2 separate regions of the Homo sapiens genome follow, and region 2 is linked to region 1. The links are chromatin contacts, found by Hi-C or POLR2A ChIA-PET in ENCODE. All regions are on one chromosome and are shown on one strand. Each heading gives the region's core, a stretch centred on a gene start or an enhancer-like site at or near the end of the contact. The rest is flanking DNA. Distances are from core to core; before and after follow the strand shown.

Evidence for each region. A loop is a pair of places that touch in the nucleus more often than their neighbours do. ChIA-PET counts read pairs that join two places held with the same protein, here RNA polymerase II (POLR2A). Pooled maps may share reads with other maps.
Region 2: a loop to region 1 is called in a pooled map, with 2.1 times the contacts of the local background. The contact joins two enhancer-like sites. A Hi-C loop is called at or near these places in 4 of 50 pooled maps. POLR2A ChIA-PET finds 5 or more read pairs at or near these places in 7 of 52 experiments (A673, BJ, H1 and 4 more).

The regions. Positions count from the first base shown.
Region 1 is chr2:152,591,180-152,597,132 of GRCh38, forward strand. The region is part of intron 9 of FMNL2 (formin like 2); the gene reads left to right. Among named protein-coding and RNA genes, the nearest start is that of PRPF40A, 120 kb to the right of the region's middle. Within about 2 kb of position 3,341, at least 8 of the 41 ENCODE cell types and tissues checked have a DNase peak (open chromatin) inside an H3K27ac peak, as active enhancers do.
Region 2 is chr2:152,418,516-152,423,713 of GRCh38, forward strand. The region is part of intron 1 of FMNL2 (formin like 2); the gene reads left to right. Among named protein-coding and RNA genes, the nearest start is that of FMNL2, 86 kb to the left of the region's middle. RefSeq lists an enhancer at 5,158-5,198. Within about 2 kb of position 3,121, at least 15 of the 41 ENCODE cell types and tissues checked have a DNase peak (open chromatin) inside an H3K27ac peak, as active enhancers do.

The sequences.
Region 1 (5,953 bases), core at 2,091-4,590:
TTTGTATTTTTAGTAGAGATGGGGTTTCACCATATTGGCCAGACTGGTCTCGAACTCCTGACTTCGTGATCCGCCCACCTTGGCTTCCCAAAGTGCTAGGATTACAGGCGTGAGCCACTGCGCCCGGCCTCCCTCTGGTAATATTTTATATGGCTAGATTTGTCTTTTCTAAAGATGCTCAGTTATCTTTTGTGTAACATCTCTCCAGACTACCACCTTTTCTTCAAAACTGTGAAACAGAATCAGAACTGTTTGGAATTGCCAGCAGACTGTTGAGCAAATATACTTTTTACAGTGACCCCGTTACAGGGTTAGGGGAGTTTGTTAGAAAATAAAAGGTTTCAGGCCAGGCGCAACGGCTCATGCCGGTAATCCCAGCGCCCTGGGACACCAAGGTGGAAGGACTGCTATAGCCTGGGAGTTCACAATTAGCATGAGCAACATGGTAAGACCCTGCCTCTACAGAAAATACAAAAATTAGCCAGGCATGTTGGTGCACGCTTGTGGTCCCCGGTACTCAGGAGGCTGAAGCCAGAGGATTGCTTGGGTCTAGGGGGTCAAGACTGCGGTGAGCCGTGATCACACCGCTGCACTCCAGCCTGGGCGACACAGCGAGAACCTGTCTCTAAAGAAAAGATAAGGCAGCCAGGTGCGGTGGCTAACGCCTGTAATCCCAAAACTTTGGGAGGCTGAGGCAGGTGATCACAAGGTCTGGAGTTAGAGACCATCTTGGCCAACGTGGTGAAACCCCTTCTCTACTAAAAATACAAAAAATAAGCCGGGTGTGGTGGCACGTGCCTGTAGTCCCAGCTACTCAGGAGGCTGAGGCAGGAGAATCGCTTGAACCCGGGAGGCAGAGGTTGCAGTGAGCCTAGATCGCGCCACTGCACTCCAGCCTGGTGGCAGAGCGAGACTTCGTCTCAAAAAAAAAGAAAAGATAACTCATGATTTCCGTGCCACAGAAGTTTGTATTGCCTTGAGAAAGGTAGGACTGACTTTAATAGGTATTTAGTTGAGGACCAAATATACACTAAGGTCAACACTAGGAGGACAGTAATTTAAAACTTTAAGAATTGTGCATGTATTTATATTTTTATACCTAATTGTAATTTAAACCAAAATGTTAGGTGTTATTGACAATGAATGTGTGTATTGAGCTTGACTCTCTATGTGAGTCAAGTTCAAATTTCATTTGAAATTTAAACTCTTGTAAAACATAAGCACATTTTTTATTGATGTGGGGGTCTCTCGTCAATAAGGGCTTTGTTTGTTGGTTTCTTTTAAACCAGCAATTCTCTTCAGAAAGAAAGCATGAGCAGAGTTCAGAATCAATTCCATTTTCTTCTTTATTGTCAACATTAGTGTATTTATGTCATGTACATAAAAAGGCATATACATATGCAGAAATAGTAAGGCTACTATTAGTTAATTTTCTATTTAATAAAAAATTTGTTTGTTTATTGTTTCCTTAGTGCTGGCAGACTAGTATATATTATTTTGTTAATTCTTAGATGCACCATCTGAGGTAGGAACATAGAGGGAGAGCTCAGAGCAAATGGGCCTACTGACGTCTCTAGTAAATGGCAACTCTGGGATTTTTACACAGATCCATTTAACTCAGAGTTCATATACAGCCTTACATAACATGTCTCACATTCCAGGCACTTTCCACACATGTTCGTATATTGTCCTCAATTTTCCACCGAAAAGCAAACCTAATGGGAATGGTTAGAGATTGGATAGATTATTGGGGTGTTTAAAATTACTGGTAAAATTCAGAACAGACCATACTGTTTGTACAGGGCCCAGTGGGAGAAGTGGGTAGGTCCTGAGCAGGGTGATCAGGAAGGGAAGAGACCTGATTTGATGGAGAGAATTCTGGGAGCAGAGAGATTGGCATGAAATCTGTCTCAAAGGCAGCATAAGTCAGAATATATTTGTTCTTTAACCAGGAAAAATATCTGACCAGGGTCCATGTTACAGAACAAAACATGGCAAGAGGCAGGCATGAATGAGGTTCTGAGGAAACAGTGGTGGAGAGACTGGAAACCTGTGATTAAAACAAACAAACAAACAAACAAACACCTCAACTAGAAGATAGATACAAATAGAAGGGAAAAAAGAGAAAGGGAAGAAATTCACAGTTACATAATACTTTACAGTTTAGAAAATGCTATATATATATATTGCATTTGATTCTGTGGAAATCTGCAAAAAGCCTTTTATGTAATTTGGATAAAACTTTAGGAGTATTGTGTAGCTCTGCAGAAAATACAGTAGAGGGGAGAGATGCTGGAGTCTGGAAGACAGGTGGTTCAGTTGTCAAATGACTCAGCCTTGGACCCAGTTTGTGGCCATGGCAATGAATATGAAGCCAAAAAATGAAAGAAAAGGCAATAAGAGATAGGGTGATCCACCGAATATGAGAATGGACACGAGGAGAATAAGAATCTGTTCAAATAATATACACTTAATGAAGAGGAAAGTAGCCCAACTATAGTCAACAAATACAATCTGGGGATTTCTTTTTTCAGGCAAAGAAAATAAAACTTTTTTTTTAATTTATTTTTTTAGTGGGGGTGTAATGCCCGAGGTCAGATTCTTAGCTGTGCAATGAAGGTAATGAATGAGAGAACAAGTTTAAACAGAGGTGACTAGGGAGAGAGAGAGAGAGAGAGAGAGTGTGTGTGTGTGTGTGTGTGTGTGTGTGTGTGTGTGTGTGTGAGAGAGAGAGAGAGAGAGAGAGAGCGAGAGAGAGCCAAATGGGGATTGTAACTAAGTAACTAAGGAGGAAAACTCCCCCACAGGGACCCCAGTCCAGAAGGAAAAGAGTGAAGAGACAAGGTTAGAATGGGCTAGAAGGATGCTCAGAAGAGACCAGCACAGTACAAAGGGGAAGGTGGTCAAGAGGATGAGAGGATTCCTGGTGGGTCTGGTATATTGTGATGTAAGTTTTTGCTTTAGGTGAGAAGTTAGTCAAGTGGTTTTTATATATCTTCCAAGTCTACAATTTTATGATTCTATATAAAACTTTGTGTACACATGCCTATGTATGTAACATGTATTGTGTGTACCTATTCAAATAGTTCCCTCTAAGAAAGATTAAGTGCTTCTTTGACTGCAGATATGAAAACAAGGTACCTAGATAATAAAATGATAGGTGCTTTCATTTTTCAAACAAGAACAAAAACTGACATGTTTGAGGCCAGTTGGCAGGAGAGCAACAATCCTAAAAGAGATCACTATGACTGCAGACAGTATTGTGACTTCCGGCCTAAGTTCCCTTTTATGACTACTTGGAAGGTGGCTGCGTCAATCCCTTGGCTCAAGTTTCATTTCAAAAATCTGCCATGTGTCTAAGGACGTCGCTGTTTCCCTAGACTGAGAGTGAGCTGGCTGTGCTGGCCATGCTGTTAGTACCACCGCACGAGGTACTGTTGAGGACTTGTCTGTGGAAGAAGCATCCCTGGCTTGTGTAGCTTTTGAAAGATGGAGCTTTTGAGTCTTGATTTAAGCTTTTAGTTTCCCAGCTCCCCTGTCCTACCCCAAACTGTTCTGCCCACTGCAGCTCAACAGCCATTCTTTATTCCTTTCAACACAGTGGTATATGTGGCTACTGCCCAGCTCTTTAATTCTATGTATCAGTCTGCCAAGAATATATAGTCAGACTCGGTTTTCATTCACAATTGACTGAAACACACTCACTAGAAGAAAATAGCCCAGTGGTTCCTACTTATGGTCCAACAGTCACTGTCAGTCACCCTTCATCTTGCAGTTGAGCTCTCTGACAAGATGTTCCCCGCAAACTCTGCGTCACAGGGGAGTGGAAATGGCCAGTCATGGTAACATGAGCTTTAGGCTCTGTGTTGTTTTGGCAGTTTGGTTTTGGCAGTGGAAAATAAGGGCTCCTTCCCTGCCAATAACTGTACTAGCAACACATGTGATATCCCAGATTTACTGGTTCACCACCAAGAACAACACTGAATTTTTCATTTCATTTTCAACTATTTTCCAGGAATAGATGTAAAATTAGTAAATGGTGCTTTCTATGTGGAACGTGTCAAGAACATGTTTAGCACATTGGTAAAAGATAATGATCTTTTTGTTCCTTGTGTATTTGTTCATGATTGATTGATTGATTTGATTGTTGTTGCTTTTGAGGCAGAGTCTTGCTCTTGTCACCTAGGCTGGAGTGCAGTGGCGCAATCTCGGCTCACTGCAACCTCCACCTCCCGAGTTCAGGCAGTTCTCATGCCTCAGGCTCCTGAGTAGTTGGGACTACAGACACGCCACCACGCCCAGCTAATTTTTGTATTTTTAGTAGAGACGGGGTTTTGCCATGTTGGCCAGGCTGGTCTCGAACTCCTGACCTCAAGTGATCTGCCTGCCTTGGCCTCCCAAAGTGCTAAGATTACAGGCATGAGCCACCATGCCCGGCCCATGATTGTTTGATATTATGGTGTCAGGCGTCCCAGACAAATTTGTTTACTTGGGTGGATTCATTCAGTATGAATTTCTGAACTTTGAGGAATGTGTGTTCTATATATTTTTTTTCCCATGCGGAGGAGATCTCTTTCTGTCCCTTTCCCATATTCTTGCTTGAAATCTAACATTCACCTGGCTTTGGGAAAAGAACATCTTCTAGCCTTATAATGAGTCTAATGTGACAGAGTGGGTACATCCCAGAGATAATCAGAGAACAGTTAGGGGCTGTTTCCATCCAACCTGATAAGTACCAGGGATTGTACCTGGCCTTATTAAACAGAAGAATTGCAAGGAAGTCTTTTTTTTTTTTTTTTTTTAGACCAAGTCTCACTCTGCTGCCCAATCTGGAGTGCAGTGGCACCATCTCGGCTCACTGCAACCTCCTCCTCTCAGGTTTAAGCGATTCTCCCGCCTCTGCCTCCAGAACGGCTGGGATTATAGGCATGTGCCACAACGCCTGGGTGATTTTTTTTTTTTTAGTAGAGATGGGGTTTTGCCATATTGGCCAGGCTGGTCTTGAACTCCTGACCTCAAGTGATCCGCCCACCTCGGCCTCCCGCAGTGCTGAAATTACAGGCATGAGCCACTGAGCCCGGCTGTCTTTTTTTTCTACCTTGGAAAATGGTGGAGGGCTCCTTTCTATATGAAGACACTATTGGTCTCTGTGTGATGTGGCTTCATTTTTATGCAGAGATGGTACATTTAGTAGTTCTTTGTATGGTATGGTTGATTCCCAAACAATCTTGCAAGGAATTTTACTATTAGTTATCCATTTATTTGCTTCTTTAGATTTTAGGTTTAAGAATCCATCATCTTTGTAGAAATAGAGGCTATTCTGTAATCCAGTAGTTTCCAACTTTTGGCCCCTGGAGCCCTTTTTATGCTCTTAAAAATCACTGAGGTCCCTAAAGAGCTTTTGTTTATGCAAGTTATATGTTGATATTTTCCATATTAGAAATTACAACAAAATTTCAGGCCAGGCATGGTGGCTCACGTTTGTAATCTCAGCACTTAGGGAGATTGACTCGTAGAAGATAGCTGCATTCTTAGATCTGCTTCTGCGTTTAGTCACTTCTGCTGTTGTTTTTGTTGAAGTAGATGAAGAAAATTTAGCCTCACACAGATATGTAGATGAAATAGAATTATGTCAACAGCATTTTCAGATAATAGTGGGCATTCTTCTTTGATACTATACAAACACTAGACAAGTAGTAATTTCTTAAAGGTTAGTCACAAAGTAGAATCCGAAATCGTATCGATGAACTTTTTCCATACTGTTGCATTAAAATCTATTTGCCTATATTGCACCTTGAATGAATTTATAAATTTGTAACAACATTCAGTGATCATTGGGAAAATAATGGTACACTGAGTTATCTAGATCTTCTAATAATTGGCACATTTCCTAATATACTATTTTAACAAATCACATGCATTATTTTTACCTCCAATCTCATTAGAAAATTCT
Region 2 (5,198 bases), core at 1,871-4,370, 170 kb before region 1:
GCCTATTCAATGTAACTCATAAGTGGAATCAGGGAAGTTGTGTCCTTTTGTGTCTGGTTGATTTCACTTAGTATAATGTTGGTAAGGTTCATTCTTGTTGTAGCATTTGTCAGAATTTCATTCTTTTTTAAGGCTGAACAGTAATACTCCATTGCATGGATAGAAACCTCATTTTGTTTATCTATGCATCTATTGATGGACATATGAGTTGTTTCTACCTTTAGGTTATTCTACATAATGCTACTATGAACATTGGTTACAAGTATCTGTTTAAGTTTCTGCTTTCAGTACTTTTGAGTATGTAACTGGAAGTGGAGTTGCTGAATCATATGGTAATTCTATGTTTAGCTTTGTGAGGAAGCATCATACTGTTTCCACGGTGTCTGCTGCACCCTAGCAATGCACGAGGGTTCCGAGCCCTCCATATCCTTATATGCTTGCAAAGGATATGTGTCTTTTCCTTTTTTTTTTTTTTTAATAATAGTCATTCTGATGGGTATGAAACAGCATCTCATTGTGGTTTTGATTTGTACTTATGCATAGGTTTTTTAAAACTATGTTTAAACAGAGTGTACTTATTTTTCATCCTTGATCAGTTAATATTTTGTCATGTTCTCTTTTTGCCTTTCAAAGGACTTTTTTTGTTTTTTATTATATATGGACAAATTATAGTTGCAAATACTTAAGGGGGTACAAAGTGATGTAATGATGTTTGAACTCAATGTGGAATGATTAAATCAAGCTACCTAACCTATTCACCTCAAATATTTAACTTTTTTATAACATTTGAGATTTTCTCCTAGTGATATCGAAATGTACAGTATGCTATTATTGTATTTACCATGCTGTGGAATAGCCCTCAAAAAAGGAAGAAATTCTGTCATTTGCGACAACATGAGTGGAATTAGAAAACATGCTAAGTGAAGTAAGCGAAACACAGAAAGACACCACATGTTCTTACATATGTGGGATCAAAACAATCGAATTCATAGAGGCAGAAAGTAGATGAGTGGTTACCAGGGGCTGGGGGAAATGGTAACGTGATGGTCAAAGGGTACCAAGCCTCAGGAGGAGTAAATTAATTTATTTTTGAGATCTAAAATGACTAATTTTAATAGCTTTTTTCTGGGATCCATCCTGAAGTTACCAGTTTTCTGAAGAAAAGCATTTGAACCAAGAATCCAAATGTGGGCTTCACTACAGAAAGGAGAAACACAGGGCAAAACTGTGTCTAGGCGCCCCTGAGACCACCCCAGGAGGACTGTTGGGCTCCCTGTGACCTGTTTTGGAACTCTGGGGGAGCTTTATCAGGGAATACACTTGCTGGAAGCTGCAGAATATGGGAGAGACTCCGATTGTAACAGGCAAGTTTCTGGTGAGACAAAAATGGATTAAACCAAGACTAATGCCAGGCATCAGAGACAGCAAAATCATCCAATTTATCATCCTTCCCTCAAGGCTGAGAGGTTTTTAAGTAGTTTGGAAAAACTTGGAAAGGGATAGGGAAAGCTTGAGAATAATTTAAAAACTTGTCCCCTGCAGGCCAGTTTGCTAAAAGCCGAGTTTTACCAAAAGGCTAAAGCAGTAATTAAAGCAAAAAGCCTTTGAAAAGGAATCTTGAACTACCCCATTAACAGAGATTACAGGGTATGGTTAGTAAACACCAGAGTATTTAAAAGAGAGTAGTGACACAGAAATGAATGCCTTGTGAAAAGACGAATTTGGTCACCACAAATTATAGAAACTTTCAGAATATACAGAGAATGCCTGTAAGCCAAATGGAACTGTTGGTAGAACTGAGTTAAAAAGTGTTTTCTGTAGAGTTTCATTTGTAAACGTGATTTTTAAGAGTACAAGCTGAATATTACTTAAAATGCCAGTAGGAAAAAAAGTCACACCCCTTTCCTAGTAACTGCTTTTTGAACCTGAAGTTTTTGGAAAGAAGCATCGGTTTCTGAGTATGATCTGAAAGTACTGGCTTTAATAAGGTCTTTCTCCGAGAATTGTTGCTTATCTTACAAGGCAGAAGTGACAAGGATGGTACTCAGCACTGGGGCATTGGGTATCAATGGTGAGCTCATCTCTGTTTCAGGAAGGAGCTGACCAGCGACATCTCATTCCAAAAATTGCCAGATAGATGCAGCACTGAGCTGCCTCCCAGGTCATCCCAACTGATTAATGTGGAGATCTGCAGACTAAAGCAAAGAGAAAAGTGATTTGAATGGACCTGAGGGACTTTATCCTCCACTATGAGGTTGCAGGGGGTGCCTTCTGTGACGGTACCTTTGTAAGTTATTACAAACCTACTGGTGGAAAAACCTTGACTGAGTTCCACTCTGAATCCCAGTTGTAGAAGCATCATGAAATTGAGCACAGGAAAGACTAGGAGTAGGAAGAACTGGGTTTCGGACTCAGATTTGCCTGTTATTCGCCTGAGATGTCTGGCGTTGGTTGCTTGCCTTTCTGCAAGGATTGTAGGGTACCGTCCAACGCATCTTGTATGTGGGGACATTTTGGAAACACATAATACTGTGTAAGCATTGTTATTAGTAGGTAAAATGGTAAAACTGAAATGAAACAACGCCCTGCCCAGCCCCGCCACCCTAACAACTCATTTCCCCTTTAGGCATTTTCTTGTCAGTGGGTACAACACTTCTGTCAGTATCTTTGGCTCTGAGGAAGTCAGTGGAATGAATGACTTCAAGTCTTTGAAAAATAAATTCATGGCTTACTGTGGGCAGTAATTTGTTTTATCCCAAAGCCGGTAATGTGAGGTATTTGAACCAACCACAAATTAATTATCCTACTATATTTGCAGCAGTGTTAGGGTTACAGGTACAACCTAAGCACCATTGCCATATCATTCTGTTTCTGGACAATTAATAACATGCAACCGTGTTGGGACAACAAATCAGTGCTAACCTCTCTGGGGAAACTCAAGTGCAATTGTGAGATGTAAATCTCCATCCACAGGCTCTGCAAAGGGGGAAATATAGGAGTGGCTACTTACTATGTGAAATGCACAGACATGACTAAGAGTAGAGAGTTGTATATTCTGCCTCCCAAAATCCTCCTCATGTGGCTTTCTCCAAAGCCTTCTCAGAGGACACTGAATTCACCTAGGAACTTCGAGAAATGTGAGATGATTCAATTCTGTTGGCAGCAGTGCCTTTCCTGTTACTGATTACTGGCTACCCGGGAGCTCATTTCCTTTGTACTGAGTCATGTGCACTCAGAGAGATATGACCAGGGAGTGATGTTATAGAAATTGCGTAAGTGTAGAGAAAAGGTTTGGTTCCCTTATTTTGCATGATGATCTCTCACTGTGCATTTTATTATGTTTATATTTAACTATGAAGTAATTGCTATTACTGCACTACTGTGTTTGATGCCTACCCTGTGTCAAACATTAGGTATTTTACGTTTATTATCTCCAATCCTAAGTAATGCCTTCAAGCTAGGTAGGTTTATTGATGAGGAAACCGGTGTGGATAGGTCAAAATAAACTGTTTTAGGCCATGCAGGCTGAATTTGAAATCATCTAATCACCTTTGTAAATCTGACAGGGCCTGAGCTCTTTAGGTCAAACCTGCTGCCTCCCATGTTTAGGGGAATAGGCTTAAGAAGTTCAGGGAAAGTACTTGCCTGTTGAGGCATGTTTTCTTAGTTACAAAGGGCTTAAATTGTTTTGTGGGTATGTGAAACATTCTTCCCAGAAGCTGAAAGCCTCCTAGGGATTCCCTCGTTCTGTGTTTTGCCCATTCTTTAAGTCACGGATGCCCAATGTGAAGAGATCACATATGTTCATGATGCCCCGTGATCATCATTGTCATGCTGTTGCCTGAAGGGGGACCAGGAATAGATTGGCATCCTGGATTTTGTGACTTAATAGTTGATTCATTGGATAAATGGTTGTCTCATTCTTTTTTTGTTAATGGCTTTATTGAGGTATACTTTAAATGCCATAAAATTCACTCATTTTAAAGTATAGACCGAAATGATTTTTTTGTGGGGGAGTTTTCCTTGGGAGACAGGGTCTTGCACTGTCACCCAAGCTGAAGTGTAATGACACCATCTTGGCTCACTGCATCTTCTGCCTCCGGGCTCACCTCAAGCCATCCTCCTATCTCAGCCTCCCCAGGAGCTGGGACTACAGGCATGCACCATCACGCCCGGCTAATTTTTGTATTTTTTGTAGAGACTTGATTTTGCCATGTTTCCCAGGCTGGTCTTGAACTCCTGAGCTCAAGGAATTCACCCGCCTAGGCTCCTAAAGTACTGGGATTACAGGCGTGAGCCACCGCAACCGGCCTTGAATGATTTTTAGTAGATTTACAGAGTGGTGCCACCATTGCCACAATCTAATTTGGAAATACTTCCATTGCCCCAAAAGAAACTTTGCAACAGTTGTGTCAGTTTTAAACTGCTCTTTTAAGGTACCCTTCTCTGATGTGCTATTAGGTTCTCTAGCTGGCTATGAAGAAGAAGAAATCATCTTTGAAAATTATTTAAGTAAAATTTTTTTATTTTAATTTTTGTGGGTACATAGTAGGCATATATATTTATGGGGTACATGAGATGTTTTGGTACAGGCATGGAATGTGTAATAATCACATAATGTAAAATGGGATATCTTCCCTGAAGCATTTATTTTTTGTGTTAAAAACAATCCAGTTATATTATTTAATTTTAATCAAACAATATAGCACTCACCATATGTCAGGCACTGTTCTAAGTGCTTTGTGAAGATTAACTCATTGAATTCGTTGATTCCTCTTGACACACTTTGAGAAAGGTACTCTTAATATTTGTATTTTACAGATAGAGAAACAGAAGCATAGAAAAGGTAAATAGATTGGCCAGTGTCACAGAGCTGGTAATGATGGAGTTGGGAATCAAAACGTGTTATTCTAAGCACTCTAAAGCACCTGATGAGACCAGAAAGAATGGGGGAAGCAGTAGCTAACTAGATGGATGGAAGGCATCAGGAAGAGTAAAAGCCAGTACCTTCTAGGAAACAGCCAGAGCTTCAGATAGCCCTGGGTCTCAGATGCCTTAGTACAGAATAAAATAAGATCCGATAAATCCATCCTGGTGGTCTGCATGGCATTTGTCAGTAATCTAGGATTCCTCTGTCCATTTACCCTCCTCTTCTTTGCCTTGGTATCATAGGGAGCAAAACATGCTTTGATGGACTT